2 separate regions of the Homo sapiens genome follow, and region 1 is linked to region 2. A link is a contact called in ENCODE Hi-C or POLR2A ChIA-PET data. All regions are on one chromosome and are shown on one strand. Each heading gives the region's core, a stretch centred on a gene start or an enhancer-like site at or near the end of the contact. The rest is flanking DNA. Distances are from core to core; before and after follow the strand shown.

Region 1 (6,563 bases), core at 1,671-4,170, 1.2 Mb before region 2:
GAATCTGTGCTCCTCAGCTGTGGTGCCTGTGCAAATGGTGGAACCCAAAAGAATATTGGGTGGTAGACACACAGACCCTACCTAATAAAATTATGTAAGTTTAGGTTTAATATAGATGGAACTTATAATGTCATATAAAATGTTGTTACTTATTTTGTAAGAAAGCTGAGTTAGATTTTGTAAAGGCATTAAATATAATTTTAATGGGAAGCTATGAAAATTGTGTGCATTTGGTGTGTAAATGACTCATTTTGGGTAATTCTGTAAAGGCCACCTATGAATGTGAGTCATTAGTAACCAAATCTCCTATAGATAGCATATTGCATATTCATTTTAATGTATTCTTTTACCTGAGCTCAATTTTTCTTAATTTTATTCATCAAATTTTATACGCTTTAGATAAAAGACACCTTGTAGTTACCATGTGCTCTATGGATCTCTATTTTGTTAGAAATACAGATTTTCAGGCAAAACCCAAGTATATCGTATCAAAATCAGGTTTTTAAATAATATTCCCAGGTGATTCACATGCATATTAATAATTGTTAAGTGGGGGTAATTCTATAATTAAAAGGGAAAAGGTTATATGAGTGTATTTATTTGTTAAAAAGGTACAGAAAAGATTGTATGTTTCAATGTATATACATCTTATCTCATAGAAAATAACTAAAAACAATAATAAAGTGGGGATGGGGAATGAGTTGAAGTAGAAGTTAAACAGAAATGGCACATAATTAGTAGATGTTTAGGCTGAGCATCAGTCTATTATACTACATTGCTTATTGCATATATGTTTAAAATATTCTCTAATAAAATAATTGTATAAAAAGACAAACTTTATCTACAACATTAGCTCTTAAGATTGTGGTTACTTTTGGAGGGGAGGAAAAGAGAAAGTGGTTTGTGTGGCAGAAACAAGGCTAGTTCTATCCTATGCCTACACAAATGTATTTGTTTGTAATAATTTACTGAGCATTATGTTAATGCTTTGGACATATATTTCTGTATGCATGTCATTCAATAAAATTTAAATATTACATATTTAATCTTAACAGAATAATAGCAATGTTTGGTATTGTTTTGTTTGAAAGTGAGGCATTTAGTGTCAGACATCATGAGATGGGTATTAATATTCCAAGGTATTTATTCACATCCTGACTCTTGGGGGTCCCCCTCGATCTTTCATTTTTACCTCAATTGAGTAAGTAGCATGGTTGTAGTTTTGGGGAATGCAATTTTTTACAGCAAAGTCCTTCCTCCACGATAGTACTCACCACGGCCAGGACACTTAGCACAGGGCCCTGTACGTAGTGTGCACTCAGTGTGTGTGGAACTGGTGTGAATCAGAAACAAAACAAGTAGCAGAGGTCAGTTCTGCAAAGGATAGAAAGTAAGTAATCAAGACTGAAAGGCCGCAACTCAGCAGCAAACACTTCTATGTTAATTTGAGAAATAATTTCAACTGGCTCTCCAAAAGATGTTGGTTTAAAGCAGTAACATGGGAGTTGAGCTGTGTGCTATAATCACCCGAGAGCTTTAAATCACACTGTTGCCTAGGTCTCACTCCAGAGATTGACTTAATTACCCCATTGCAACTTGGGTTTGAAGACTTTAAACACTCCTCTACAAGGTTATTGAAATATGCAGCCAAGGGTGAGAAGCATTGATTCAGGGTGAGGAATACATTGGCTGTATGTGATTTTTATGTGTGCTTTAGGGATTTGCCCCATAGCTGCTCCTGAATGTGGGGTCTTAGAAAACATCTTTACCCTTCAAAGCATATTCTGCTGATTGGCTAAATTGCAGCAGGAAAAAATATCAGCAGCTCTGTCTTTATGTCACTTGCCTTCAAAGCAAAAGATTTTTCAGGCACAGTAATTTGATTTAGTCTGTGTTAAAAATCATAAATAGCCTAGAAATACAAAAAAAAAGAGGTGTTCAGGCCTTCACCTCCCTGAGATCGGAGCATCAGAGCCCTCATGGCTGCTGGTTTGAAGTAAAATGTGCTGCAAACATAAAATACACAGCGAGTTTAAAAGATTTAGATCCAAAATATTTATAATTATTTGTTGACCACACATGAAAAATAATATTTTGGGTATAATGGCTTAAAGAGTATTACAAACAATTTCACTTGTTTCTTTTTATTATTCCTATTATTTCTGAGATGGAGTCTTGCTCTGTCACCCAGGCTGCAGTGCAGTGGCACAAACTCAGCTCACTGCAACCTCCACCTCCTGGGTTCAAGCGATTCTCCTGCCTCAGCCTCCCAAGCAGCTGGGATTACAGGCGCCCGCCACCATGCCCGGCTAATTTTTGTATTTTTAGTAGACAGGGCTTCATTATGTTGGCCAGAGTGGTCTCGAACTTCTGACCTCTGGCCTCTCAGAGTGCTGGGATTACAGGCGTGAGCCACCATGTCAGGACTCTTTTTATTACTATTTTTGATCTGGCTAATAAGACATTTAAAATTCACAATAGCTAACGTTTTATTTTTTAGAGGATTGCTTCTCTCTTAAAATCTTAGGTGTCCCACTCCAAAGACCGGCGGCCAGAAAGGTTATGAAATCTGAAATATTAAATAATTGTCATTATATTGCTTCCATTTGTGAACAACGTGTGTGTGTGTTTTATAAACGAACATAACCTTCATAACGTTATACACCACAATGCTAAAAAAATGACCCCTGGGCAGAGCCAGGCGCAGCACAGACAGAAAGCCCTGCCTGAAAGTGACTGGAGCCAAGAGCCTGTCACTCTCGGCTCATTCCGTGCAGTGTATGGTAGCATCTTCTGACACGCAAGGCCTGAGGTCGCGGTGCCTGCACTACTATCCAATCAGGGCTCTGGGGTGGGAACTGTCCAATCAGGCGCGCAGCCAGGGAGGAAGGGGCGGCTTCCGGAATCTGGCGCGGCCTTTGTCTCACTTCAGCCAGAGCGCGGGGTTAGGGCTTCATTGCCTTGTGTCCTCTGCTCCGGGAGACTTCGGTGATTCTGCCACTCACTCCGTCGCTCTGTGACCTGCTGGCATTGAATGATTTATAGCTAAGACTCCAGGACACCCCTGAAGCCGAGAAATGGTGAGTGTGGGGGGCAGGGCGTACCGAGACTGGGGAGGGGGCTCCTTGGAACCGGCTGGACATGGCGGTGACGGGACCTAGTCTGCGAGTCGAGTCTGCAGCTCAGCCCTCAGTCCCCTCCGGTGCAGGGACTCCGGGCGTCCTGTCCTGTCCCTGCACGGCGGCTTTGGCCCCAGCCTGTAGCCCTCTTTGCGCAGCTCTGCGCCCGCAGCCCTGCATCTTCCCCAGGTTGTGAGGTGATGAGGCGAAAGTCATCGGAAAGACGCCGACTCGGTGTGCAGGGTTCCTGCGTGGAAGGAGCTGTGGTCCGTGGGGTCCCCCGTCCCTACCTTACCCTGTTCGGAATTAGACTGAGGCGCCATTAAAACATAGACAGCTTATATGAGTAAACAGTGATTAATTAATGGGACAGCGCTCAGCAATGGTTTGTGGTTGGGGGGCTACTAGAAGGTCTTGAAAGAAAGGCTTGTATAAGGTGTGTGAGGAAGCAAAGACAATTAAATAATTGGGTACAGTTATGTAGTCGCTTTATTTGGAGTGTCTGGGTGGAAATTTCCTGGTTATGTAATCAGGGATTAATTGGAGGTTTGTAGTTGTTTAAGCTTGAATTTCGTTTCCTCCTAAGGTAGTAACTTAGAAAAAAATGCATTTGAGTTAGATTTCTTTTTTTACATAGAGGCCTAGACCACTAGAGCCACTTCAGTCTAAATGACTGCTATGTAATTATTTTAACTTTAATCAAAGACACTGGTTTTCGCCTGCATTTTCCAAATGTGTGGCAAGCAGGGTCTCACATCCACTACTCTGTTCTGCCAGCCTAACCTGGCTTGAAGTAAAATCTTAAATTTCCGGTTTCTTGCTGACATTCCCCAAAGCCAACTTCTACGCTCCCATACATTATCAACTGTTTTTGTCCTTTATTGCACATTTCAGAAACAGTATTTGAATTAATCACTTTTTCACAGAGCAGTGGATGGCAATTTGTAAAATACTTATTTTCTACTTACAAATATTTCACATGAGAAAAAAGCAGAAAATAATCCCCTGGCACTCAACTGTAAAAAATCTTTCTGCTGTTTCTCCTTGTATCCTCCCTTAGCACAAACGCCCTTATTAGGCCATCTTGGGATTGAGGTTTTCGTTGGGAAACTTTATGGGGCAATGTTTCCTTAGCCACATTCGGGCCTTTTTCTAGTCCTGAGTTTTAGAACTGTCTTGAGATGGCCCAAGATACAAACCAGAGCCATGTATTTTGGGAGTTCTGGTGAATAGCAGCCCTTTGGTAATCTTCCAGAGGACACACTGAGGGATGGGAGTGCAGCTTCTCAAAGGAGCAGCTGAATGCCCTGGGGGTGAGAGAAATATCCAGGCTTACCCTTCCTGTAAAAAAAGAATCCCTTGGGATTTTTAAGATTTTTTTTTTTTTTCCCCCAACCCCAGTTTTCATTCCATGGAAACACATTGCTTGTCAGCCAATCAGATGCTGGTATTCAGAGAAAAAGATAGACTATTCCTGTCTTCTGAATTGTCTTATATTTGCGAAGGGAGAGAAACTAACCTGAAGGACAAGAAAAACCCACCCCAGGGAGGCAGTGCAAGAACCTGCAAAGCAAAAAGCACAGTGGGGCACAGTGCAGTGTCTCCTGGGAGGGTGGGCATTGAGCACTTCAGTGAGGAGTATGGGGGTGATAGAAAGTCCCAAGGGATAAGGTGGCCTGATTTGACACTTGAGTCATATGTCCCTGTTCCAGAAAGCACTGCCACTCCCTGAGTTTGTCCCCCTGTATAGATTTGCTCACTTATTTCAACTTCGGTTTTTTTAATTAACTGTAAATTGGATCTCAAAGGATAGGCAGAAAAGGGCTTTTAAAAAAAGTTGGAAAGAGCAAATAAGATTAGAAGGAAGGTGAGAGAGGGTGGGCAGAATGAAGTGTGGCAAAATCAGATTCTAAATCAGAGAGCGTTCAACCCTGAAGTCAGCTTTTTCTTAGGAGGTTAATAAAGAGAGATTGAATGTTGAATCAGGCTGAGAATAGGTCAAAGTTCAGGGATCTGAACAAATAGGCTTTTTTTTTTTTTTGACCATCGGAGATGAAATTGTTCAGCCAATTGTATATGAGAAAAAAATGGAAATGTGTGGTCCATGTCTGACTCTGTGATAGGTTTAGAAAAAAAGAAGAGAGAGTATTATTGAAGTCACAATGGGAAGGGTGTCTCTTTTCGTTAAGCTGATTTCGGAGAACAAAAAGCATGAGGAATTTTTTGTCACAGCTATTTAGCAGAATTACCTACCTGCCCCAGCTTTCACCACCACTTTTTCTTGCCCTATGCATCTCTTCCATGTGGCTGTTCCTGAGCTGTATCTTCAATAATAAACTGGTATATGTAAGTACAGTGCTTTGCTGAGTTCTGTGAATAGTTCTATCAAATTATTGAGCTTGAGGAGGGGAATGTGGAAGCCCTTGATTTGTAGGAAGTAGTTGAGAAATAAAGATGGGTATCCGGAGGCATGTGACTGGCATCGGCAGTGAGGACAGTGTTATGGGACTTAGCCTGAACTTGTGGGATCTATGCTGACTCTGGGCGGTGTTGGAATTGAGGTGTTGGACAGCTAGTTGGTGTTGGATAATTGGTTGGTGTTCAGCAAACTCCTTACGTTTTGTGTCAGAAGAAAGACATCACTGGGGCCTGGTCTATAAGGAGACTCCAGGTGTCTGAGGGAAGTGAGGCTTTGTTCTGCACACAGGCTTGTCGTCACCCTGTGCGTTGTCCTGTAATTCCAGGTCTCCTCCTACTGTGAGATGGAACGAGAGCTTAGAGTGAAGGAGCTCTGAGAACCTATTCCCTCCCCTGACCCTGCTGCCAGCCCCTACATGCTTCTAACCCACTCCTGAACATACCCACTAAAAATTGATCTGGCTACACTCCTCCCACGACAAAGTTTTACCCTCAGGAATTGTGCTCACAACAGCTTTCCTCCTAGAGTTTTCTGCCAAGAACATACACAGGTGCCTAGAAGACTCCTGGCTTATCTCAACTGTAGACACTGAATCTCTATCGGGAACCTGTTTTTTTCACCAACCCAGGTTTCTTGGACTACCTGATCATAATCTCTTCTGATTGTATGAACACAGGAATAAGTCAGAACATAGCGCTGCCTGAGCCTGTATCTGTAGCACAAACCAGTTCCTTAACCAATTCTGCCCTGCATCCCCACCCATAGTTCTTGATAGCATCTTTCTCTTTTCTGCTTTTTTCTTCCCCACAAATCCTCTTTCATGTGTACACAGTGTGCCCAAGGCCATCCCTCCAGTGCCTGAATCCAGTGCCTACTAGAAGTCAGATGTTAATGAGTTCAAGACCAAGCCTTTAGACCCGGCTGTTGTAGGAGCAAATACAAATTAGAAAGAAAAGGCTTAATGCTTTCTCTTTAAAATGAGGGAAGAATTTTTGCTCTTCTTTTCTTAAAGCATTTAGTTTGAA
Region 2 (6,495 bases), core at 3,517-6,016:
AGCCTTTGTGAAATACACACACACAAAGATACACACCGGATGACTATATGTGTGAACCTGTTTCTGGACTTTGTTTAGTTCCACTGGTCAGCTTGCCTTGGTCAGCTTGCCTTTCCTTGCGTCGATACCACATATCTTTATAAGAGATCTTGATATCTGGAGGGATAATGTCTTCCAGATCTGTTCTTCTTGGCTACTTTTGGCCCTTGAGTTCTTCTTTAGACTCTATTCTGTTCCATTCTTCTATTTGTCTATCTTCACACTAAGAACACGCTGTTTTAATTATCGTAGCTTTAGAGTAAATCTTATTATCTGGTGAGGTAAAACTTCCATTTTCTTCTTCCTTAAGATTATTTTGGCTATTCTTGGCCCCTTGCATTTTTATTTGTAAATGGTAGCATCAGCTTGTCAATTTCCACTACAAAAATATGGTGAGATTTTGATTGAGATTGCACTGAATTCATACATGACTTTGAGAAGCACTGGCAACTTTACAATACTAAAGTTTCCAAGACATTACATCGTATATCCTTCCATTTATTTAGCTCTTCTTTCATTCCTCTGAGTGATATGTTGTGGTTTTCAGACTAGAGGTTTTGCTAATCTTTTGTTAAGAATTTTTCGGAATAGTTTATATTCCAATGTTTAAAAATTTTCTAGTTGCTGTTGCTATGTAGAAATACAACTGCTTTTTCTGCCGGGCGCAGTGGCTCACACCTGTAATCCCAGCACTTTGGGAGGCCAAGGTGGGCGGATCACGAGGTCAGGAGATCAAGACTATACTGGCTAACACGGTGAAACCCCATCTCTACTAAAAAATTAGCCAGGCGTGGTGGCGGGCACCTGTATTCCCAACTACTTGGGAGGCTGAGGCGGGAGAATGGCGTGAACCCAGGAGGCAGAGGTTGCAATGAGCTGAGATTGCACCGCTGCACTCCAGCCTGGGCGACAGAGTGACTCCATCAAAAAAAAAAAAAAAAATACAACTGCTTTTTCTTATATTGACTTTGTTTTCAAAGACATCTCTAAATTCAATTTTTTTTTCTAATTTTTTTATTTTTAGAGATGGAGTCTCACTATGTTACCCAGGCTGGTCTCCAACTACTGGCCTCAAGTGATCCTCCCACTTTGACTTCCCAAAGTGCTCGGATTACAGGTGTGAGCCACTGCACCTAGCCTAAATTCACTTATTAATCTAATAGTTGACCTGTAGATTACTTTGGATTTTCTATGTGTACAATATATTGGCTATAATATCAACTTTGTTTCATCCTTTCCAATCATTATACCACTTCTTAATTTTCCTCACTTGTTGCTATAACTATACAGTATAGAACAGAAGTGATGATAGTGGCCATCCTTATCCTGTGTCCAAGCTCAAGTGCGGGTGCAATCACTCAGAAAACTGTTCAGCAGTGTATGATGAACATATAGATACACTGCAATCCAGCAATCCCACTCCTAGACATATGCCCACAAGAAATGAGTGTATGTCTACCAAAAGACAAGGACAAACATGTCCTTAATGGTTCTCTTCATGAGAAGGCCAAACTGGAAACAACCAAATTCAGAACAAATAAATGGTAGTAGACTCAAACAATCATATGCTATTTAGCAGCAAGAATGAACAAACTATTCCTACAACGTGGATGACTCTCACTAACTTGAGCAAAAGCAGTCAGACATTAAAAAGCACATATTATATAATTAAACAAAGTTCAAAAAAGGCAAAACTAATCTACGGTGTTAGAGGGCTTGGGGCTGGTTACTCAAGGGGGAGGATTTAGGATGGCGCTCCAGGGGCTTTCTGGAGGAGAGATAAATTTCCTGTTCTTGGCCTGAGTATTGATAGACAGCTATGTTCACTCTGTAAAAACTCCCTGAGCTATGCACTTGTGATTTGTGTGCATTTTTGTGTATATTTCAATTAAAAGTTTATTAAAAACTACATATATTTAACTGAAGTTCATTCTCACTGTAATCTGTACAATCTGAATTTGTATAACAAATGTCTGCCCAGCTCTATAAATGTACAGCTCTTGTAGACACCAGGCTTTTAGGCTGTATTTTGATATGCTTGTGCCTCTGAAGTTCTAGCTATAAGGGTAGTCTGTTTGTGCTGCTATAATGAAATAGCTGCAACTGTGTCATTTGCAAATAACAGAAATTTATTTCTCACAGTTCTGAAGGCTGAGAAGTCCAAGGTCAAGGCACCAGCAGGTTTGGTGTCTGCTGAAGGCCCATTCCTCATGGTGCCACCTAGGGGCCTTCACATGGCAGGACAGAAGGGCAAAAACGGCCCAAGCTAATTCCCTCCAGTCCTTTTATGAGGCACTAATCAAATTCATGAGAGCAGAACCCTCATAACTTAATCACTTCCCCAAATGCCAACCTCTTAATACTGCCACCATGAGGATAAAGTTTCAACGTGAATTTTGGAGGGGACACCATTATTCAAACCACAGGAGGGGCTATGGGTAGTAAGTAGAGTTTTCTCTGAAAGGGGTATAAATTATACATTGAGGGGAGAGAGCCTCTTAAACAGTATACTAAAGTGCAGAAGGCAGGCCTTGTTCCAGTGAAAGAAGGGACTCCAAACTCTCGCTATGCTTCATTTCCTTTGGTCTAGAGCAGTGGTTCCCAAACAGGGATTGAAGGGGCCAAGGAGTAAGTTGAAGACATTGCTATGAATCCAAATATGTAATCCACCAAGCATTATCTGTAAAATGAGTATCTCATACATATATGTACTATTATTTAAAAATACACTTTGCTACTTAATTTCATAATTCTTTTAAATGAATTTGTAATTTTTTAAATTAATAGACTTTGTTCATTATATATTTCCTCAAATATATAAACAGTATGCACATAAAAGTATGCCTACTATCAAAGGACTTTGAACAATTTGGGGGCAATAGGGAAGCCTGACATTTTAAAATCCTGAGAACTTCTGATCTTGACTTCAAAAGGGGCAAAAGTCTACATTTGGGGTCCTTTAGAAACAGCAAGCTAGGAACTAGTTGGGTTGGGAGTCACATATGTCGGAGAGACCAAGTCATATCTTGTCAGCAGGATATCTCGAAGCAAGTTAACCTCTGTTTTCTTTTTACCCCCGGGCTTCAGTGCAGCCCTGTATAGGTATTCTTCTGGAGCAATCATTCTCAAACTCTGGGGGGGCACAGGCATCCCCAGGAGAGCTTGCTTAAGTAGTCTCCTGGGGCCCCAACACCAGAGATTCTGATTCAGTAGTTTGGGGTGAGGCCTTCAAATTTGCATTTCAAAGAAGCTCACACTGGATGCAAATGATGCTGGTGTGAGAACCACTGTTCTAGATTCTTCGCTGCACTCAGCAAACTAAGATAGGCAAATACAGCTCCCGGAACCAGAGAGGCTGACAAATGAATTCCAAAGAGATGCTGAATACTTGGCGATAAGAACTGCTGCTTTGAGATAAAGATGCTCCTCCTTTGTAGAACACAGTATTTTTTGGTTGGAAAGCAATCTGATGAGCAGACTAATGCGAACATTCACAGGATATTCTGGGAGATACCATGCCTTTAATCAAAATAATCAGATTCAATGACAGAATTTCAGAACCAAGGACCATTAGACATTGTGGGGTCTTTCGGGGGAAGCTTTCCTGTATCTCTAAATCATACTATGTAAGTAGAAAGCTTGCTGACTGCTTTTTTGTTAATACGATTTCTTCTAGCTTCCGTAGCCAACTTTTTTTTTTTTTTTTCTGGCTAGGGTTTTCATTATTTTATGTGATTAAGGACACTTTTCTGCCCCAAGTATTGTAATCCTCTCGGCCGGCTCTGTCCAAAAGAACTGTCTTCGATGATAGAAACGTTCTACATATGTACTTTGCCACATAGCAGCCACTAGCCATACATGGTTATGGCACACCTGAAATGTGGCTGGTGCCACTGAGGAATTAAGTTAATATTTAAAATTTAAATCCCAATACTGGACAGCACGGCTAAACCTTTCCTAACCCTTCACGTTTCTTATGAAGATTATATAGCAGGATATTACAAGCACTAAAAAAGAACTATCTTAAATCTGAAGCAAGATGATTTCCCTAACTAGTACGTTTGTTTGGTAAAAGAGGACGTGCTATTTTTTACAGTTAAATCTAATTCGTAAGTTGTAGAACGTTTTCTTAACAAGGTATCCCTCTCCCAAATTCCGGGAGAGGCTGGCTGCCTTTCCTTTTGCTCCAGCGGTTTATTTGGCATAAAATCTGCAGGCTTACAGGAGCTGACACCAGGGCAGAAAAGAATGAGGAATTTGTTTCCAAGTTGGTCACAGGCCGCTAATCTGACCTAGATGATGTTTAAAATAATATTCAAATACAGCACTTTAAAAAACTATGAAGGCTGAGAAGAAAACGAGAAATGGGAAGCAAGAAGGAAGGCGGAGCGTGCCGGCGACTTCTCAGGGGACTTCCTCAGGGAGTCCCATTCCAGTAACCCCGCGCTACCCACGGACCACCGCCTCTCTCTTGTCGGAAGACGCAAGCCCAAGGGGCGGCTCACCTCGTGCCGCGCGCAGGGACCACGGCCGCCGGGTGGTCCCCTGGCCCCGCCCCCTCCCACCTGGGCACCCCGAGCCCCGCCCCCCGAGCGCCCCGCCCCGCCCCGCCGCCGACTTCGCGCCGCGCTCGGGCGCCGAGTCTGCGCGCTGACGTCCGACGCTCCAGGTACTTTCCCCACGGCCGACAGGGCTTGGCGTGGGGGCGGGGCGCGGCGCGCAGCGCGCATGCGCCGCAGCGCCAGCGCTCTCCCCGGATCGTGCGGGGCCTGAGCCTCTCCGCCGGCGCAGGCTCTGCTCGCGCCAGCTCGCTCCCGCAGCCATGCCCACCACCATCGAGCGGGAGTTCGAAGAGTTGGATACTCAGCGTCGCTGGCAGCCGCTGTACTTGGTGAGTCGCGGACCCACGCGGCAGTCGCCGACCTCCTCCGAGACCCGGACTCGTGCCCTGTCCGCAGGGTCCCTCCCGCCTCCCCCGCCTCTCGCCTCTAGCCTCTCGCTCGGGGCGGAAGTGGCGGCGCGGTCCGCGTCAGGGGCGCGCCTGCGCTGACCGCTCTCTTGCTCCTTTTGGTTTAAAAAAAAAAAAAAAAAAAGCATACTTGAGCTGAGCAGCTCATGGTTAGCGCAAGCGCAGTTAGTTCTGGAGGGCGGTGCCACAGCGGCTTCTTGGGGAGCGCGTGGATGCGCCACCAGCGTTGCGCGGCCCGGGTCTGGGGGTCCTTGGGAAAGCCGTGGGGGCGCTCGGGCGCGCGCCCCCGGGCCGCAGCTTCGCCGTAGCTCCCACGCCGCTGTGCTTGGTTCTTGCTCGCGGACAGCTCTTTCTCTGGCCGGGTGTTTTGTGGCCGGGTGGGCAGCTGGCGTCCCCGGGAGCGGTGAGGGCGGGGGCGGGCGAGCCGGGCCGCGGCGTCCGGGTCCAGCTGGCGCCCGCGCAGGACCTGTGGGAGCAGGCCGCTCTGGGCGCCGGGCCGGCCGCCGCAGCCCTCTGCGAGGCGAAGCTCGCTCTCCTGGCGGAGCCGCGGTGGTTGGGGGTGGCTCGTGGCCTCTGGCGAGGGCAGCGCTCTCGGGACCCTCCGTCTTCATTTTCCCCCGTGGCCCAGCAGCGCCCAGCGTGGGTTCGGCCCCCATAGAACCTTCCCGGAACGAAAGAGGCTTTGCTTGTGTTCGTCCAGTGATAGCGTGTCATTCTCTTTATAGTTTTCCTTACTGAGGTATACTTTCCCTACAGTGAAACGCAGCTTTCATGTGTGCTCCCAGACGGGTGTCACAAATGAATCCCCTCTTGCAAGCCCCCTCAAATCAAAATAGCCTTTCCTTGCCCTGAGAAAGTGCCCTCATCCCCTCCCCGGGGGCACGGTGTTCCGATGCCTATCGCCCTAATCGTGCCTGTTCAGCTCACATAGATGCAATATGTAGTATAAACACCTGTGATTCGCTTTTTTTATGTCAACTAGACTACCTTTTAATTCAAACAAAACTTTATCTCTTTTAAAATGATGTAACTGCTTTCCCCTTCGTTTAATCCTTGTCGTATTATTCCCAAGATTGAATTTGGTGACGGTTAAGTTAATGCTGCTTCTGATGTTTGGTTCTCTCTGTGTAAAGTAAAAGACGGGCTTTCCTGTAAATGGATGATCCTGGGTTTTTCCCCTTTCCATTTAATTAGATGGCAGTGAAAAATGTGTTCAGAAAGTAACGTTTTCTTCTTGAACACATTAGTGGGAAGTATAAATATTCTGATTCCCATGATACAGAGTATGTTAGAATAGGGATCTAAGTTTTAAAGAATGCTGGTAAGGACTCTTCCAATTATAGACAATCTGAAACGCAAATTCTGGTAGGAATCTTCATGTGAGAGAGCCTGCCAGCTGCATCTTCTCCAGTTACATTTGTTTTAGCAGAGGCTGCTGTCTCTCTAAGGGATAGGTTATATATCGAAATAGATTTGAAAAGAGAAAA

The links. A loop is a pair of places that touch in the nucleus more often than their neighbours do. ChIA-PET counts read pairs that join two places held with the same protein, here RNA polymerase II (POLR2A). Pooled maps may share reads with other maps.
Region 1: a map of CD8-positive, alpha-beta T cell shows a loop between it and region 2 (17-fold over the local background). The contact joins the promoter of ZNF519 here to the promoter of PTPN2 in region 2. A Hi-C loop is called at or near these places in 1 of 168 maps with a recorded cell type or tissue (CD8-positive, alpha-beta T cell) and 3 of 50 pooled maps. POLR2A ChIA-PET finds 5 or more read pairs at or near these places in 1 of 52 experiments (Caco-2).

What each region holds. Positions count from the first base shown.
Region 1 is chr18:14,128,792-14,135,354 of GRCh38, reverse strand. ZNF519 (zinc finger protein 519) reads left to right here and starts at 2,920. Exons shown (of 3, transcript NM_145287.4): 1 at 2,920-3,080. The coding sequence starts at 3,078. RefSeq lists a silencer at 2,660-2,719 and enhancers at 2,970-3,309, 3,212-3,733.
Region 2 is chr18:12,882,508-12,889,002 of GRCh38, reverse strand. PTPN2 (protein tyrosine phosphatase non-receptor type 2) reads left to right here and starts at 4,766. Exons shown (of 9, transcript NM_002828.4): 1 at 4,766-4,930. The coding sequence starts at 4,862. RefSeq lists silencers at 3,145-3,194, 4,554-4,843, 5,224-5,563.